Regions from separate parts of the Mus musculus genome. Here regions 1 and 2 are each linked to region 3. The links are chromatin loops, found by intact Hi-C in ENCODE. Cell type or tissue: left cerebral cortex. All regions are shown on one strand. Each heading gives the region's core, and the rest is flanking DNA. Links, peaks and the distances in the headings are about the cores only.

Region 1 (5,723 bases), core at 3,224-5,723, 53 kb before region 3:
CATCCATTACTACCCATCCCTTGGGATAATCTTAAGCACCCTAGTGAGACATCCCTTCCATCTGCCACCCAGCCAGGCTCCAAGTCCCTTTCCAGAGACCTACAACCTCCATGGCCTGGTTTCTTGTCAGCTCAGCCTGCAGTGACAGCCACAGTTCCTCTAAGGGGCGATCACGCACCACTGTCACGACTCTGCCTATACCAACCTTCCCATACAGGCATGTTGTGCCTGCTCCGGGAAGCCAGGCTTAGCCTCTTCCACCCATTTCTCTTTCTAGTTCGAAAACTTCACAGGCCCAGTACCTTGAAGGTAGCTCATGGCTGACAGCTGACAGCCAACATGGCAAGCACCTCCATGTCCATCAAGACCCATGGTAAAGCCTCCTGGATAAGGCCTAGTTTTCTCAAGTGCAAACCCCCTGGATTCAAGCCCATGTCCTGATCAGTGAGACACTGGGTGTGTAGCTATCAGGTATCCAGGTCTCTGGTCCAGCCTGGTAAGGGCCACAGTCCTCAGTACTCACCCAGGTGGTCAGCCAGCTGCCGGCCACGCTCTGAGGACACCACTCGCTCATCTTCCATGTCACACTTGTTTCCCACCAGCAGCACCTGGGCATTGTCCCACGAGTAAGTTTTGATCTGAGTGGACCTGCAGAGACAGCCAGAGGCTGAAGAGGAAGCCGGAGGACCTGGCCCCATCCCCGAGTCTCTGCCTGTGTCTAGCCCTTGCAGGAGAGACCACTGCCCCTTGGTAACTGAGTCCAGCCTATCTCACTCAGACCTCTCCATCTTCCCAAAGCTGGGAAGATGGGCCGGTGTCCACTACACCAAATGTCAAGACCTGGGGGAGTTAATTTTTGGTGCTGTGGCTGGAATCCAGGTTCTCATACATTTGAGGTAAGCGCTTGGCCAGAGAATCACTTGACCTCAGACAAGTGAGCTAACGTGGTTCTCCTGCCTGGGCTACCTGGGTAGAGATCAGTGGGAGGTTCCTTGTCTACTCACTGGTTACCTTGTGTGCTTCCACAACCTCAAGCCTTGGGAACAGCCACATGGCTTGTCCCACCAGAGGCCTACTCTTGGTTGTCTTTTGGCCATGCTGGGGACGAACCCAAGGCTTTGTCCTGGCCAAGCAGGCACCCTACCAACTAAGCTTAGCTAAGCTTAGCTAAGTCACCTCCAATCCCAGCCTTGTGTTTTCTGAGTAGGTGGGCTGCTCACCAGTCCTGCACTGCATTAAATGACTCCTCATTGGTGATGTCATACATTAGGATGAAGCCCATGGCGCCTCGGTAATAGGCTGTGGTGATGGTGCGGTACCGCTCTTGCCCTGCTGTGTCCTGGGGAAAAGAGGGATAGGTCAGAAGGGACCTCGCAGCAGCCCCCGAGAGAAAAACGTGCTCCAAGGTTGTCCAGCAACCACTTTGAGGCCCGGGGACAGTGGGTCAGGAAAAGCAGACAGTGACCCAAATGGGTCACTGCAAGGCCACTTAGTCACTCAACAAACATGTACTGGGTGCTGCCTGAATGCCCTGTGCCACACTATGCTAGAAGATGAGTGGGGATGCTCGGGACTTAGGAAAACGGGAAGCTCATACTGGGATGGAGATGCAGGCCTTAAATCCCAGCGCCAGCCGATGGCTAGCCTCAGCTTCCTTTTGTGGGGGTTGGCAGGAAGACATCTCCCCTCCAGCCCTACACACCCAGATCTGCAGCTTGATCCTCTTGTCGTTGCGGTAGATGGTTTTGACCTTGAAGTCTATGCCAACGGTGCTGACAAAGGCTGGAGTGAAGGAGTCATCTGCGTAGCGGAAGAGGAACGAGGTTTTGCCCACGCTGCTGTTCCCAATGATCAGGATCTTGAACATATAGTCGAAGTTCTGGTCTGAGGACTCCTTCTGCCCATAGCGAGAGTCTGTGGCGGAAGCCATCTGCGGGAGGCGTGGCACAGAGGGCCTGAGGGGAGCATCAGGACCACGCACAGGGTGGGCACGGCACAGGGGTAGGTGAGGATACCCCCCAATGTCACATGCTCAACCCCCCCAACCAACATAAGGCAGAGCTGTGACCTTGACAGCACCAAGGTTTTAAGCAGGCTGTGAACCTCAGATTCCCCTGTACCCTGAGGGAAGACTGAGCCTCCTCTGCCTTCCCATCAGTCTCTCACAGAGACCCACACCGGAACATGAATACAGGAGGATCCCCAGTTCTCGCTCATCCTTATTTTTCTCCTGCAAGAACTGGGGCCCTGAGATAGCCACATCACGTGACGAAGACAGGATGAACGTAGGCTCACACACACAAAATCGCGAGCACAAGAGCGCGCACGCATACACACACACACACACACACAAGCACAATGAAGCATCTAGGGCAGGCAGACCCAAACACCTGCCCTGCATGCAAGAGTGGTGCTAACAGGCGAAACAAGCAGACATGTATGGTGTGTGCAAGCCCATGTGTGAGCACAGCTCCCTGCACCAATGCACGACTGTACCTGGCCATCCGGGAGGACACACCACACACGCGCATGGCTCCACACGCGTGTGAGCACATACTTGAACTAAGATCCACGCGCACCGCGCACGCGGACCATGCACGCACAACGTATCACAAGTGTGCACGCTGCGCGTCCTGCGGTCACTCGAGCCTCTCCATGCCCAGCGGGCGCGCACACGCGTGTTCACCCCACGAGCACGAGCACGCACAAGCCTCCCGCAAGGCCTGGCTTTCCCCTCCCCCTCTGTCGCAGAGCCCGGGCCCCAGGTGCCAGGTTAAGGGCGAGGGGTGCGGGATGCGGGACCAAGAATGCCAAATGCGAGACCCATAGCCACTACACCCGAGTTGCGCTCCCCTTGATCCCCCAGCTGTCAGTGAAACGCGGGCTCCTCAGTGTGTGGACCTGGGTTGCGCTCACCCTTACCCTCTCTAAGCTGAGACAACGCTGGCGACGGCGACCGTGGCGACTGCGCTGGCGACCGGGCCCCAGAAGAGGATGCGGGGGATGCAGGCGGCGGCGGGGGCTGCAGGCGGCAGCGGAGGAGGCTCAGGCCCCTGCAGTCCTAGCTGACGTCCTGCAAAGCCAGGGGCGGGGCTTTCTATGCAAACGAAGCTGTGACGTTAGGGGAGGGACTGCATCGACAGCCGCGGGACCACACTGGCCTGCGCCGGCAGAAGAGGGGCAGGGCCTGGTAAGCCACTGGAAGACGGGGCTCTAGGGAGGCATGAAGTTTCCATTGGCTGATGCTCTCGAGCGACGGACCGAATATCAAATCAGCGATTCCTACGTCTTTAGAGGCCCAATGGTGACTGCTAGGTGTTTGAAGGGCGGAGAGGCTGAGGCCAGGACCTAGCTCTGGTTGGAAACTTGTGGTTAGAAGTCCTTGCTTTTGAGACGTGAAGCACTCAGGAGTTTAGGTTTTGTTTTGAGAAATGGTCTCAAGTAACAAGCTGGTCTCGAACTTGCCAAGTAGCAGAGGCTGATCTTGAACTCTTGATCCTCCCGCCTGCACCTCACAAGTGTTGGATTGGCAGGCATACATCTTGATTACATTTTAGGGCTCAAAAAACTCATTAAAGACCACACAGAATTTTTAGTCCCAGCACTCAGAAGGGAGATGGAGGCAGATCTCTGTGAGTTCGAGGCCAGCCTGGTCTACAACGTGAGTTCCAGGACAGCAGGACTATGAAGAGAAACTTTGTCTCAAAAAACAAAATAAACAAGCAAATAAATAAATAATTTTTAAAAAAAGAAAGAAAGAAAGAACTGTTTTTTGATGGGCTGAGGATAATTCTCAGTTTGGTGGGGAACCTGCATCACAAAGACCTGGGTTGATCCAGGCTCCTGTTCTCTGCACTGGGAGGAGAAGGGAAGGAGGGGAGAAGCAGAAGTCCAAGGTGATCCTCAGTTACATAGTGTCTTAAAGTCAGCTTGATCCACATAAAACCCTGCCTCAAAGAAATAAAGGAGAAAATCCGGTCTGTGCAAAGAGAAAAGGGTCTGATGAGTCCCCAGAGAACCCCTTGCTTCCTTGCGCACTTAGGGCTCAGAAGTATCCTGACCCATAAGTCTTCCAAAATTGTAATGAAAGACCAAGGAAGCAGAGAAGATTCAAGAGTAGCTGCCCAACGCCCTTTACGATATGGACACTGGGACCCGGGTAACCCTGTGTCTCAGGAAGGTGGGCGCAGAAATGCAGACTTCCAAGCCGCTATGATACACACGACTCATTCCTGCAAATCTGCCTGTCAAGGTGGGAATCTGGGGTCTATCCTATTCTTCCTCTCCGTGCGGCCGGGCAGGGTCCCCATCGCTTCCATTCCCACAGGAAGCAGAACTGGGAACGTGTCCTGGCCCTGTTTATAGACCTCCCCGCCAGCTGCGGAGGCGCCAATGGACCAGAATAACTTGTCGCCTGGATGCTCGTCCACCCCCGCGAGGAGCCTGGAGCCCCGCCCAATCCGGGGCCGCTGGAGGAAGCTTATTTCCTGCTTCCCCTGCACTTCATGCAGAGACACAAAGTGACCATCAGTTTGTTACTTAGCGAGCTCCGGGCCCACGCGGAGGCTACTGTGGGGACCGGGACCGGGTTTGAGGACAGAAAGGGTGCAGGAGGAGCCTGGGACACTGGAGCCTGATTTGGATTTATTCCGAAGGGATAAGGTTAGGGGAGGAACCCATTTGCTTCCACCACCAAGCAAGGGCTCCAGGAGAACTGTGCTGGTAGCTCAGTAGGTGGCAAGGCTTCATCGGAACACTTGGAAAGCTGAGGCAGGAGGGTTGTTGAGTTCTTTATCATCCTGGATCACAAAGTGAGACCCTGTTTCATACTATAAACGTGTGCGGGGAAACTGCTGGCATGGTAACAGAAACCTTTAATTACACAGCACTTGGGAATTTCTGAGTTTGAGGCTCCCCAGAGAGGACAGCACAGCTGTCTGGAAGAATGAAGCAAGTGTGTTAAAGGCCTGGGCAAACAAGAGCACAGGCAGAAGAAGGGACAGAGGGAAGCTGTTCCTCAAATCTTTCTAAGTTATATTCATTTATTTGTGTTGGAAAGAGGGGAGTGTCACAGGACAACCTAGGAAGTCAGTTCTTTCCTTCCAGCACAAGTCCTAGGAATGGAACTCACGTCATCAGGTTTGTGTGACTTCCAAATTCTCCCACAGTGAACACACATGACTTTGTTTAACAAGAAATCTCTAAGGGTCGCCTCTTAAGACATCTGGAAGGAAGAAGGAAATGTTCCAGTGTGTGACCCCAGATGGCCTTTTGTGCCTCCTGGGGATGAATAGCCCGAGTCATAATATTTACAGAGGAAGTCGCCTGCCACTCTGGCTCCTTGGAGGCCTTGGTCAGGTGCAGAGTTACAGGCTCAGAGGGAAAAAGGAAAAGGGAAAGAGAGGGACCCCCCCCCCCCCATGGCACATGCCTGTTACCCCAGCCAAGCACTCGAATGGTGGAGGCAAGAAAATAACGTTAGTGTCATCCTCTGCGGCAAACAAGTCTGACATTAGAACTTGAGACCATGAGACCTTGTCTCAAAACGGCCAAAGAACTGTTTGGAAAACAAACAGGGAATCAGTCATACCGCCAGGGGGCACCAGTGCCCACTCTTAGTATATAAGCTCTGAGGGACTAGTTATGACTCAGTTTCCACACAAGAGAATGAGTAGGTGTCGCGGCTATTCCTGGTTGTCAACTTGACTATATCTGGAATGAAC
Region 2 (5,947 bases), core at 2,339-4,838, 71 kb after region 3:
CTTGTGGTGACCCCACGGGATGAAGCTGAAGGTATAGTTGGTCACACACAGCAGTGGGTGTGTGTTGAGGGGGCACAGATGCCTGGCGAAGTGGGATCCTAAACAGGAAGCCCTGGTGACTTTTTTGAAGGGGCCTGTGTGGGTTAGGAAAGTTGGGACCCATCACAGGAAGACACCGAGGGCCAGAGAGGCAACCTGGGCTGGCTGAGGTTGCATCTGTCTGCGGCCTGTGGGGTTAGGTGGGGTACAGAAGTGCTGAGAACATCGAGGCCTGTCCCAGCATCCAGACCGCACAGGGCTCCCCGTGTGGGAGTGGGCAGCTGCTCGGCCCACTCCCGAGCTCCATATCTACGAAGCCATCTGCATCCCAAGAGACTTTGGGCCGTCCCCAGCCTCAGTTTCCCCACCTGTGACCCATGATGGTCCTGTCTCAACCTCTCATCTCACGCAGCAAGACAGCTGTATCCTGATCCTTGGCCTTTGCTCTGCAGCGCAGAGAGGCTGAGAAACTTGTCCAAGGTCACATGGGACCGCGGGATAGTCCCTCAATTTGTAGCGTGCACCCCCGGCCCCCGCTGTACCCCTACCCTGACGATGTAGACCACAGCAGCCTTTCACAGAAAGAGAAACTGAGGCTCAATGGCTGGCCTGGGACCAGAAGACTGCAGTATTATCCTCTGGGATATGATTCGGAGATCAGCAGCTCGCCCAGGGCAGAGAATCCAACTCTGAGACTTAAATTTGGGGGAAAACGGTCAGAGATGAACATAATCCCAGAACCCCACTCTCACCGGCCAGGTGGCCACCATGCTGTGCCTCCTCACAGAGTGCAGATACCTCAAAACTGCCCACAGCTGCGATCCCAAGGGCGGTGCCACCTCTCTCCACATTGATCTTTAAGAGTCACCCCCGTAGGCAAAGGGTCCTGGAGCAAACAGGTAGTTCTGGGCAGTGCATCAGGGGTGGGGCTTGGATCTGAGGAGGAGTGGTCTGGAATCAGTTTGGGGAGGGTTCTGGGGGTCATCCTGGTCTTGGACAAAGGAGATGGCGGGTGAAGACTTACCATGCACCTACCTTGTCTTCACAGGGGGACATGGAGTAACCCTAGTCAGTCATTAACCTGGAGTGACCCCACAGGTCAGAGGCCACCCAGCAGTATGTAAATACTGGGAGGGACCCCAGCAGGAGCCCTTGATGACACCTGGTGCCCCTCCTTGCTCACTCCTGTCTTCCCCAGAGGCCCTAACTACAGCCACTACCCTTTCAGGGCCCAGGCTGACCGTGGATGGGGCTCCTGGCACCTTCATCCTCCTCCTCCATCTTCTATCTGAGCCTGAGACGAACTGCCCACCCCCTCCAGCCACCTGCCGCCTCCTGTTTGGAAGGAGGCCCGCAGCAGATTTCCTCTTCCCTCCATTCCCAAGAGGAACCCCTGGTCTGGGGATACTGAGGCAGGCACAGGGCAGGGCACGTGTGAGCATCCAGTCATCCTGAAAGGTAAATCTGGTTCCTGAAGCGACAACTGTTCGTACAGGGTTTTGAAGGATTGGTAGGAGTCCCACAGAGGACACCGAAGAGGTGCAGTCCCTGATTTGTCCTTATGTCCCAGCCCATTTGGGCACGGCTGTAATGTCTACTCCTGGGACACTGAGGCATAGGGGTGACTTGCCTGAACTTGCCTTTTCTAGGTTTTCCTTGGCTTCACCTTTGATGGGGGTGGAGGGAGGAGGGAGGGAGAGAGGAGGAAAGAGAGAGGGAGAGAGTCCTGGTCCCAAGAGGAAGGAAGAAGCCACTTGAACTTCAGTCTGGACTCCATCACATGTTCTGTGGGGACGATCAGCCCTCACTCAGGTCCCAGCCCGGCGGTTTCCCTCCCTCCCACCCCCTCCCCCTGCGGAGCCCTGGGATTCCCGCCCGAATTAGCCTGGTCACCCGAGTTGGCATCGCACACGGGGGCGGAGCGGACAGAGTCCAGTGGGTATAAAGGCAGCTGCAGAGGGCTTAACTCAAAGACACACTCAGGACACAAGCGACATGGCCCCGCCCGCGCTCCAGGCCCAGCCTCCAGGCGGCTCTCAACTGAGGTTCCTGCTGTTCCTGCTGCTGTTGCTGCTGCTGCTGTCATGGCCATCGCAGGGGGACGCCCTGGCAATGCCTGAACAGCGACCCTCCGGCCCTGAGTCCCAACTCAACGCCGACGAGCTACGGGGTCGCTTCCAGGACCTGCTGAGCCGGCTGCATGCCAACCAGAGCCGAGAGGACTCGAACTCAGAACCAAGTCCTGACCCAGCTGTCCGGATACTCAGTCCAGAGGGTGAGTAGCAACCAGGGACCCACTTCAGGAACACCCTCTCCAAGCTCCAACCAACACACTCAAGTCCACGAGCCCAGCCCAGCTTCCGAGACTCAGTTTCCCCTGCTGTGACCTCTGGAGCTGCCAGCAGCGGGCTCAGCCAGAGTAGGACGGATGACCGTCCCTAGACCGGAGCTGGACAAATGATGTCCAGAGAGGTCAAGGTCGCTCCTGGAGATGCACAGCACTCGAGTTGGGGAGGACATGGGGGAAGGTTAGAGGGTCCTGGAGGGAAGAGGGAGGGACAGGAGCCAGGTTGGGAGCCAAACGGAAAGAACCTGCGGGAACTGGATCGGAAATCTGACGCAATCGCTTGTAAAGAGACTGCTACAGTAACAAGTGACAGTCGCTTGGATGGGAGGGAGGAGGATCCAGGGGACTGGACTCAGCTCTGGGACCCAGCAGGGCTGAGGGCGGGCCCAGGCTGATTTGGGTCACGCCCCCTTACAAATCCGCTAGGGTTGTGTGAATCCAAGCGAACTGTAGCTCTCCCTAAAGATCTGCAAAGCTACACTTGGATGTGGTGGCGCATGTCTGCCATCCTAACTACTCCGGGGGTTGAAGCAGAATTGCCTTGAGTTCAAGGCCAGCTGGGACTACAGAGTGAGAACCTCCCCAAATTTTATTTGTAGCCCAGGTCGATTTCAAACTCAGGGCAATCCTTCTGCCTCCATTTCCCAAGTTCTGGGAAGACAGGTGTAGGCAACCAAACCCTGCTTTAAAGAAAACCAACTTCTGTTTGTTAAACACTTTATTCAGAGGCTTGGGAAAAGGTTGGAGAGATCCATGCTGTCCTGCGCAGGGCAGACCTTAGGGATCTCTGTCGCTAAGAGCAAAATCAACTTTAAGCCAGAAGGTGGCGGTGTACGTCTTTAATCCCAGCACGAGGGTTTGGGGTGGGGGTGAGGGGTGGCACAGAACAGGCAAATATCTGTGAGTTCAAGGCCAGCCTGGCCTACATGGAGAGTTACCAGGACAGCCAGGGCTATACTGAGAGACCTATGTTTGACATCTGTGCAGACCCTGTGGTCGGCGGGAGTGGCACATTTGCACAGGGGCACATCTGTGCCTGGCACACCCTAAGGACATGAGTAACCGGTGTTCTGGTTTCTTCTGCAGTGAGATTGGGGTCCCACGGCCAGCTGCTACTCCGCGTCAACCGGGCGTCGCTGAGTCAGGGTCTCCCCGAAGCCTACCGCGTGCACCGAGCGCTGCTCCTGCTGACGCCGACGGCCCGCCCCTGGGACATCACTAGGCCCCTGAAGCGTGCGCTCAGCCTCCGGGGACCCCGTGCTCCCGCATTACGCCTGCGCCTGACGCCGCCTCCGGACCTGGCTATGCTGCCCTCTGGCGGCACGCAGCTGGAACTGCGCTTACGGGTAGCCGCCGGCAGGGGGCGCCGAAGCGCGCATGCGCACCCAAGAGACTCGTGCCCACTGGGTCCGGGGCGCTGCTGTCACTTGGAGACTGTGCAGGCAACTCTTGAAGACTTGGGCTGGAGCGACTGGGTGCTGTCCCCGCGCCAGCTGCAGCTGAGCATGTGCGTGGGCGAGTGTCCCCACCTGTATCGCTCCGCGAACACGCATGCGCAGATCAAAGCACGCCTGCATGGCCTGCAGCCTGACAAGGTGCCTGCCCCGTGCTGTGTCCCCTCCAGCTACACCCCGGTGGTTCTTATGCACAGGACAGACAGTGGTGTGTCACTGCAGACTTATGATGACCTGGTGGCCCGGGGCTGCCACTGCGCTTGAGCACCGGGCCCTGCTCCTCACCTACACTCCCCTTCAAGGATGCTATTTATATTTGTATTTATTAATATTATTAATTTATTGGGGTCGGGCTGGGTGGATGGATTGTGTATTTATTTAAAACTCTGCTAATAAAGGTGAGCTTGGTTTCTATAGGCGTCTCAGTGACCTTGGCATGATACCCACCTCCCTAGCCTCAGGTTCCCTAGTGACCTGAGAAGAGGAACAGAAGACAGGCTTCCATTAGTCCGGCCTCAAGGAGATTTTATTGACTGACAGCTGATGTGGGAGGGACCAGCCAGTACCCGGTGGTCCTGGGTGTTTGAGCAGCAAGGAGGAGGGAGGCAGTTTGCAGCTCATCTCTACAGCCTCTGCTTCAGCTCCCGCCTAGGTTTCCCCAGAAAGTCGCCTTCCTCCCATCACGCCTTCAAACCAGGCCTAACATCCCAGAATTAGGGGGGCCTCTGACTAGGTTGGGGTTTAAGGGAACCTGGAACAGCTTGAGGTGTCATAACTTCTTGAAACACACAAAACTCTGGCTCTGGGTCTTAATATTATTAGTCAGGGTTCTCTAGATTCGCAGTACTCATAGAATGAATCTATATACATATATACACACACGATATATATATCCTCTAGAGATCTAGAGAGGGAGTGTTATTGGAATAAATTGTAGGCTGTAGTCGAGATTATTCAACAATAGTTAGCTGTGAGTGAAAAGTGTAAGAATCCAGTAGTTGCTCTGTCTACAAGACTGGGTATCTCAGCTAGTCTTCAGTATGTGCTGGAGTCTTGAAGTAGGCTCCAGTGCCAGTGAAGGAATGGATGTGCAAGCAAGGCAAGGACAAGCAGGCAAAGAGCAGAAGCTTCCTTCTTCCATTGTCCTAATATAAGTTTCCAGCAGAAAAAAATCGGGATCAAAGGCATGGCATGAGCCTTCTCTGAAAGGTCCGACAAGAAATGGATCTTCCATGGTCAGTTTAGTCTGAGCCCTTGGGAGGTAGAGGCAGGACGATTTCTATGAGTTCCAGAACAGCCCAGGCTACACAGAGAGACCCTGCCTAGTAGAAATTGCTCACAGGTGTGTGTGTGTGTCCTCCAGTTTTGAGTTTAACTCCAGGTTCTGTCAAGGTGACAACCTGGAGTCACCACAGCACTGAAGGGGCCTTAAGTGTACTCTGTCTGGTGAGCAGTGGTCCCTGGTGGGAAGGACAGAAGGGAAGGAAAAGGGACATACAGAGAGGCAGGAAGAGCCACACAGGATGGAGTCTCAGACCCAGGATCTGGAACCAGGGAGTCTTGGGGGTGGCAGGAGGAATGGATGAAAAGACAGCGTTGTGACCTGTTGGAGCATCAGGAGAAGAAGGGAGAAAAGGGGAAAGGAATGAGATGAGGGGAAGGGAAGGGGAAAGAGCCCTGGGAGCTGAGGATGTCACTGAGGCCTTGTGGAAAGGTGGGCTGTGAGAGGAAGCCTGGTAAGGTTGAGCTAAGGTTAGAAACCCCCATGACCCTGCATGGATGGTAGGTAGTTTGCCTGTTTCTGGGCACCAAGGTTCCTGTCACGTGGCTACAGCCCCCCAAAGTCCCCCTCGTAGAGTGGTTTGTGGCCATCAGTCATGTAAGACCAGCACCCCAAGTCCCTCACATGTAGATTAAGGTATCCCCAAACTCTCAGACCAATCCAATGGAAAGTACCTGCTGTCAGACCCTGACCCACCCCAAAACTGTATATAAGAATCCTATCCGGGGGCTGGTGAGATGGCTCAGTGGCTAAGAGCACCCGACTGCTCTTCCGAAGGTCCGAAGTTCAAATCCCAGCAACCACATGGTGGCTCACAACCACCCG
Region 3 (5,947 bases), core at 1,984-4,483:
CACAATCAGCGATTGTCATCAGACCATGATGCCCATGTCACAGGGAAAGTGGGGCTTGGACCATGGGGAGCACAATTCATGGTAACCCCACCTACACAGTAAGTTCAAGGCTTCCCTGGGCTACATAAGGCCCTATTTAAAAAAGAAAAGGAAAGCCACCAGGTGATACAGGGCCTGATAAGAGTTCAGAGGGGGAGAAACAGGGTTATGGTGTGGGGATCGGAGAGGAAATGGAGGGGCACCAGGGCAGTGGTCTAGGGATGCCTGTGAGCACATCTCTGAGACCCCTCTGCTCCATCTTAGTCACACAGAGCAAGCCCACCCTACCTTGGTGCTGGAGAAGGAAAACAGGCTCACAGGGTTGGTGCCCAAGGGACAGTACCATCATGGCTTGAGGGACCCAAATACAATCTCTAAGGGCCTAGCTACCTACCGCAGTCCAGAGAATGCAGACATTCTTGGCAAGAGCTGGGTGACAGAGTGTGGTACCCCCACCAGCCCACTCACCTATCCCCAGAGCTGAAGCCACCAGCCCTGACAGCCAGCCTTGGGAACCGGGGCACCCAAATGTCTTTATGACTCCAGGTGAGTTCCGACCAATCCCCAGCAGCATTTAGGGGAAAGGGTTCTAGAGCTTGGAACTGGGGCCCCTGACAGGACAAGAGGATCTGAGCTGTCCTGATGGTCCAACAGGGAAGGAAAATTAGGGCTCTGAGCATAGAGCTAGCCTTCCCCCCTCTTGCCTTGTGTTTGGAGGGAGTTCTGTCACCACCTGACATAGCTGCTGAGCCTCCAAGATGTCCTGGAGACATCTCCTGGAGGGCATGAAAAGACACGTGCAAAGCTTCATATGGCCTGCAACAGTCAAGCACCGAGAGTTTATGGATTTTGGTGAGTTCCAGGCCAGCCTGGGCTGCATATGGAGACCCTGTGTAGAAAAAAATAAAAGGTCATGCAGTGTGAGCCACAGCCCTAGGAGGGGGCAGATGGAGTGAAGCCAATGTTCTGGGCCACCTCCCCAGGCTGGGCTCATACCCAGTGTGAGTCATAGATGCTCCAGCCAAGGCTGACACACACCTTGGCCTATGCACAGCAGGCTCAAGCCAGAACCACTTCGCCTGGCCAAGGGGCTACTAGAACAAGGCCTCTATGCAAAGAGCAGACATACAACCCTGTGGCTTTTCCCTGCCTCTCTCCTCTGTCCTTTAGCTGTTGTGAGCACTTCTAGTGAGCCTTTTGTTTCTTTGGGCACCTAGATATGGTGGTCTTAGCCCATGTGCTAGATGAGACTCAGGGAAAGAAATGTACTTGAATTGCAGAGCCAGCCTTTCAATGCTGGGGAACAGAACTCTGAGCCCAGGCCCCCTGGGCACATGATGTGCTCTGTCAAGAGTCCTTGGTGTTTTGAGATAGGCTCCTTATATACCCCAGGCTGGACTGAAACTCATGGCCCTTCTGCCTCTACATTGCAAGTGCTTAAGTCACAGGCTTGCAGGGCCCAGCCTGGCTCTGATCAGCTGACTGGAAACACTCCCAACATCAACAAAACCTCATTGGGCCGCTGTGGTGGCACATGCCTTTAGTCCCAGAGGTGGGAAAAACTGAGTTCGAGGCCAGTCTGGGCTATACAGTAAGACATCATCTCAAACAACACAAATCTTTATAAAGATCCAGATTCCATCTAACACTACAAAAGCAGAACACTGCAGACACTGGTGTACATGGTATCCCAACATTTCAAGGGCCAAAGGAGAGGTCAGAGTTCAAATTTCTACTATGCTGTTCACAGCCTGTAGAACAGGTTTCTGGGCCACTGCTGTGTAATAGGGGTACAATAATCTTGGCCCAGCTGGGCAGTGGTGGCACACACCTTTGATCCCAGCACTTGGGAGGCAGAGGCAGGAGGATTTCTGAGTTTGAGGTCAGCTTGGTCTATAAAGTGAGTTCCAGGATAGCCAAGGCTACAGGAGAAAAACCCTGTCTCAAAAAAAAAAAAAAACCCACAAAACAACAATAATAATAATCATCTTGGCCCTGAGAGGGACAGGGAAGAGGGGAACCAAGATCAGGACACCCCCTTTTCAGAGCACATAAGATAGAGGCCCACAAAGGAAGAGTATAGCTTTCATAGCTGCTGCAAAACTCCACCATGGTACCCAAGCTGGAACTCTTATGTGCCCGAAGCTCAGGAGAGTGCCTGCCCAGGAAACTCAGCCCTGGGCTCCATCCTCACACTGTATGAACTAGATTGTCATCCCAGCATCCAGGGAACCTATGTTCAAGCCTTTTCATTACTAGCTTTAGTCTTACTAGACAGGGTGTGTAGCCTGGGCTGGTCTAGGATTGAGGAGTCTCCCGCCTCGGCCTCCCAAATGTTAGGATGATGCCAGAACCAAGCTGGACCCACAAGAGTTCCATTCAGGGCGGGCAGGCAGGCACTCAGCAGCTGTCTAGGGACACCTGCCACCCACTGGGACTTACCATGTGACCTATCACCCACAGTGACACCCTGAGAGCCTCAAGACCCAGGGTCTCAACAGCAGTGGCCAGGGCTGACAGGAAACTGTATATATAACATGGGGGAGGGGAGGGGAGACGAGACCTAGGGTCAGATGTTCCCACTGGGCTGAGCTGGACGACCTTGATTAATCTGCTCTAAGCCCAGGGCACTGAAAACGGAGATGAAACAGGCAGGTGTGATGGCACATACCTTTAACCCCAGCACTCAGGAAGCAGAGGCAGGGGGAGCTCTGGCTGGTCTGCATAGAAAGTTCCAGAACAGTCAAGACTACATGAAGTATCCTTGTCTCAAAAATAAAGATGCTATGTGACTCAAGACAATTGCTTTACTTCGCTGAATATTGTTTCCTCAAAATAGAGCAGGTGCTGCGAGAAGGGGGCGTGTCAGGGAGATATTTAAATGCACCTACATGATTCTAGGCTCCCACATAGACTTGCAGAGAAGGCTCTGGGTCTGAGGTACCCTTTGAAACCAACAAAGGCGAATAAAATCTAGTGAGCACAGGCTGCAAGCCCAGCTCTTTTCTGTATGGATGAATCCCGGAGGCCCCAAGCTTGTAAGCACTTCCTTCTGCCCCTTCCCATGTAGTCACTCTTCTTCCTAAAGGATATACCAGCTAAATTGATAGGCTAGTCCAGGATTGCGTCCTGGTGCCACCTGGACCTGGGCCGACAGCGTGCACCTAGGTGGCGCTCGCTGCGCAGCAGATGTGCAGGCACGGCCCGCGCCCACGCCGCGTTCCCCCCCCCCAGGGGGGGGGGGAAGAAGGGGAGGAAAGAGGTTAGAGGAGGAGGGAGGGGGATGGGAGAGGGCTAGCCCCGCCCACCCTCAGCCCAGGCGGGGGAAGAAGGAGGCGGACAGCCAAGCTGGCGTAACGAAGACTTTACTGAAAACACAAAACCGGCGAACCAAGGATTACGGAACAGGAATGTGGACTCGTAGCAAAACAAAACCAAACAAAAAGAGAGGGGATGGTGTCGGGAGGAGAGAGAGCGGGGGGGGGGGGAGGGGAGAGGGTTTTTTTTTTCTTCTTCCCGTTTCTTTAAAAAACCAACACAAGGAAACACACACTCAACACGCAACCAACGTTTGTTCCCGAGTAGAAACATAAATAGGGCGGAATCGGACACTCCCGTTCTCTCTTCCAAAAGGCAAAAAAAAAAGGAAAGGCAGAGCGTGAGGCTGCGCGCCCCTTAGAGCCCCTACTCGGAGGTACAAAGGGGCAGCCACGCGCAGGACTGGGGGTAGAGAGGCGGCGCGAGGGCGGGGGTCGTGCGCTCGGGTTCCCCATCCAGAGTTAAGGGGGGTCCGGCTTGTCGAGTCCGGGGGCACCGAGTCTCGAAAGAGTCCGGGGCGCCCCCCCACCGCAGCTAGTCCGCGCATGCGCCCCGCGCTCGGGCTCAGTACGCCGGGACCTGGTGCTGGGGCAGCAGCTGGCAGCCGCTGTTGACGTGGCTGAGGACTTTCTGTTTGAGCTGCGCCACCTGCTCGCGCAGCAGGCTGGCGGTGGACGCCAGCTCGGTGTTCTGGCTTTTGAGGGTCTTGACTTTCTCCTCCAGGCGCGAGATACGCTCCAGCTTGCGCTTGCGGCATTTGGAGGCGGCGATGCGGTTGCGCAGCCTCTTGCGCTCCGCCTTGATGCGTTCTTGCGTGTCCATGTCGATGGGCGACAGCGGAGGGCTGTCGCCGAAGCTCGGCACGTCCGGCACGGTCTGCGGCTCGTCCTTGAGCGCGGCCAGGCGCGGTGGATGCGGAGGTGGCGGCGGCCCCAGCGCGCCCGGGGGCGGCGGGAAGGGCACTGGCTCCGCGGCGAAAGCCACGGTGGCCGCGCCCCCAGGGGGCCCGGCGCCACCCGCGAAACTGCTCAGGTTGGCGTAGACCGGGGTCTCCGTGGCCCCGGGGGTGGCGGCCAGGTCGGCGGGCGCGGGAGGCGCGGGAGCCCCTGAGGTGGCCGCGGTGGCCGCACCCAGCTGGCTTTGCTTGTGCAGGTCCTCCAGCGCCTTGACGAAGCCTTCGGCGAACTCCTGCTCCTCGCTAGCTGCCACCTTCGGGTAGAGGAACTGCGTACTGGTCGGGGTAGTGGTCACCAGCCCGTTGGACTGGATGATCAGCCTCTCCAGCTCCGGCGACGCGAGTTTGAGCAGCCCAAGATCCGGCGAAGCCAGCAGCCCGTCGGGGGCGCCGTCGGGGCGCAGCGCAGAAGGTGCAGTGGCCGACCCTGGTTTCAATCCCGCCGCTCCCTGCTCCGCCAGGCTGAGCGTCAGCGCGTCTTTCTTCAGCATGCTGCTCGTCGGGGGCGCCCCGGGGAAAGCGCGGCCCGGGGGCGCGAAGCCACCACCGCCGGGGGCCCCAGTAGCACCAGCGACGCTCGACGCACCCGCAGCCAGGCCGCTCAGCGCCTCCTCGCCATAGAAGGGCGTTTCCATCCCCACCTTCCCCCGCCGCGCTCGGCCCCGGGGCGGGGGGAGTGGCCGCGGCCTCCCCGGGGGGCCCCGTATGCCCCCCAGTCCGCTGCCCGTACAGACCGGCTCCGATGCCGGCCGCTCTGCCCCGCGCCGCCCGCGCGCACTCTTATAGCCTCGGCCCCCGCGATGAGCTCACCGCCCCCGCTCGCCATTGGCGCGAGGTGACGTCGTTGATTTGCATAAAGGGGCGGGAGCGGGACGCCCTCGCCTGGTGGCGGCCGCTGTTGCCAAGAGCGACGCTCGCTACATGGCACAACAACGCGCTGCATTGTGGGTTGACGTCATGGGGGTGGGGCTGAACGCGGTTTGGCCGGGTCACCACGCCCAGCTTGGATTGCCGGGCAGGCTCTGTCCCTACCCTGCTGTTTCTTGCCTCTCCTCCCTTTCTCTTCCTCCCCTCTTTACTTCCCTCTAGATCTTGCCTCTCTGTTTCTCAAACTGGACCTCATCTGTGCGTCTATCTCTCCCCTGTCTCTGGCACTTCTGTGGCGTGATGTGTGGAGCCTCATAAACCCAGGCCCTCTGTGAAGCCACGCCCCGCGTCACGCCCACCGAAGGCACGCCCCTCGGGGGCCGGGCGCCGGCCAGGGTTCCTCCGGCTGGGAGCTGGCAGGTGTGGGCAGGAAGGGGGAGGCAGAGGAGGGTCCCTTGGAGAGTCCCCACAACTACTTAGCTCCTTGTCAGTTTCACAGGGTGGAGTCGAACGCCCTAAAAGCTGACCTCCTGCCTTTTCCTTGGGGAAACTGAGGATGGGATGTGTGGAGTCCAACTGCAGCCAGGGTAGCCATCAGTTGTAGGTTTTTTTCTTGATCTCGGTGAAAAAAAATTTTTTTAATCTTTGTTTTGGGTCAAGACAGGATCTCATCCTCTAGACTCCGCTATTCATGAACTTAACTTCAGTCCCCCTGTTTCATATTCCCAAGTGTGGCAGTAACAGGCCTGAGTCTCTTAACCTCGGCCT

The links. Hi-C counts contacts between places; a loop is a spot of excess contacts. Peaks named below come from ENCODE experiments on the same cell type or tissue, not always from the same donor. Only the 100,000 strongest peaks of a DNase experiment are listed, where the experiment ranks them.
Region 1: it touches region 3 in a loop (3-fold over the local background); 5 of 42 quality-filtered maps call a loop at or near these places.
Region 2: a loop joins it to region 3, with 2.3 times the contacts of the local background. A loop is called at or near these places in 9 of 42 quality-filtered maps.

Annotation. Positions count from the first base shown.
Region 1 is chr8:70,752,063-70,757,785 of GRCm38, reverse strand. Rab3a (RAB3A, member RAS oncogene family) reads right to left here and starts at 3,083. Exons shown (of 5, transcript NM_009001.7): 1 at 2,923-3,083; 2 at 1,703-1,930; 3 at 1,221-1,339; 4 at 524-648. The coding sequence starts at 1,930. In left cerebral cortex, for the core only: a CTCF peak has its summit at 5,589 (motif pointing right); DNase peaks (open chromatin) are centred at 4,421, 5,118 and 5,616; H3K4me3 peaks cover 737 bases; H3K27ac peaks cover 2,386 bases.
Region 2 is chr8:70,627,700-70,633,646 of GRCm38, reverse strand. It overlaps Gdf15 (growth differentiation factor 15), which reads left to right and starts at 1,552. Exons shown (of 2, transcript NM_011819.3): 1 at 1,552-2,314; 2 at 3,473-4,254. The coding sequence starts at 2,035. The coding sequence ends at 4,104. It overlaps Gm34154 (a long non-coding RNA gene), which reads right to left and starts at 1,084. Exons shown (of 2, transcript XR_870495.2): 1 at 792-1,084. In left cerebral cortex, for the core only: CTCF peaks have their summits at 3,175 (motif pointing right) and 3,748; DNase peaks (open chromatin) are centred at 2,809, 3,273, 3,776 and 4,454; H3K4me3 peaks cover 948 bases; H3K27ac peaks cover 1,358 bases.
Region 3 is chr8:70,698,058-70,704,004 of GRCm38, reverse strand. Jund (jun D proto-oncogene) reads right to left here. Exons shown (of 1, transcript NM_010592.5): 1 at 3,389-5,947. The coding sequence starts at 4,947. The coding sequence ends at 3,922. Iqcn (IQ motif containing N) reads right to left here and starts at 1,980. Exons shown (of 4, transcript NM_001370847.1): 1 at 434-1,980. In left cerebral cortex, for the core only: a CTCF peak has its summit at 3,193; DNase peaks (open chromatin) are centred at 3,264 and 4,018; H3K4me3 peaks cover 2,360 bases; H3K27ac peaks cover 1,837 bases.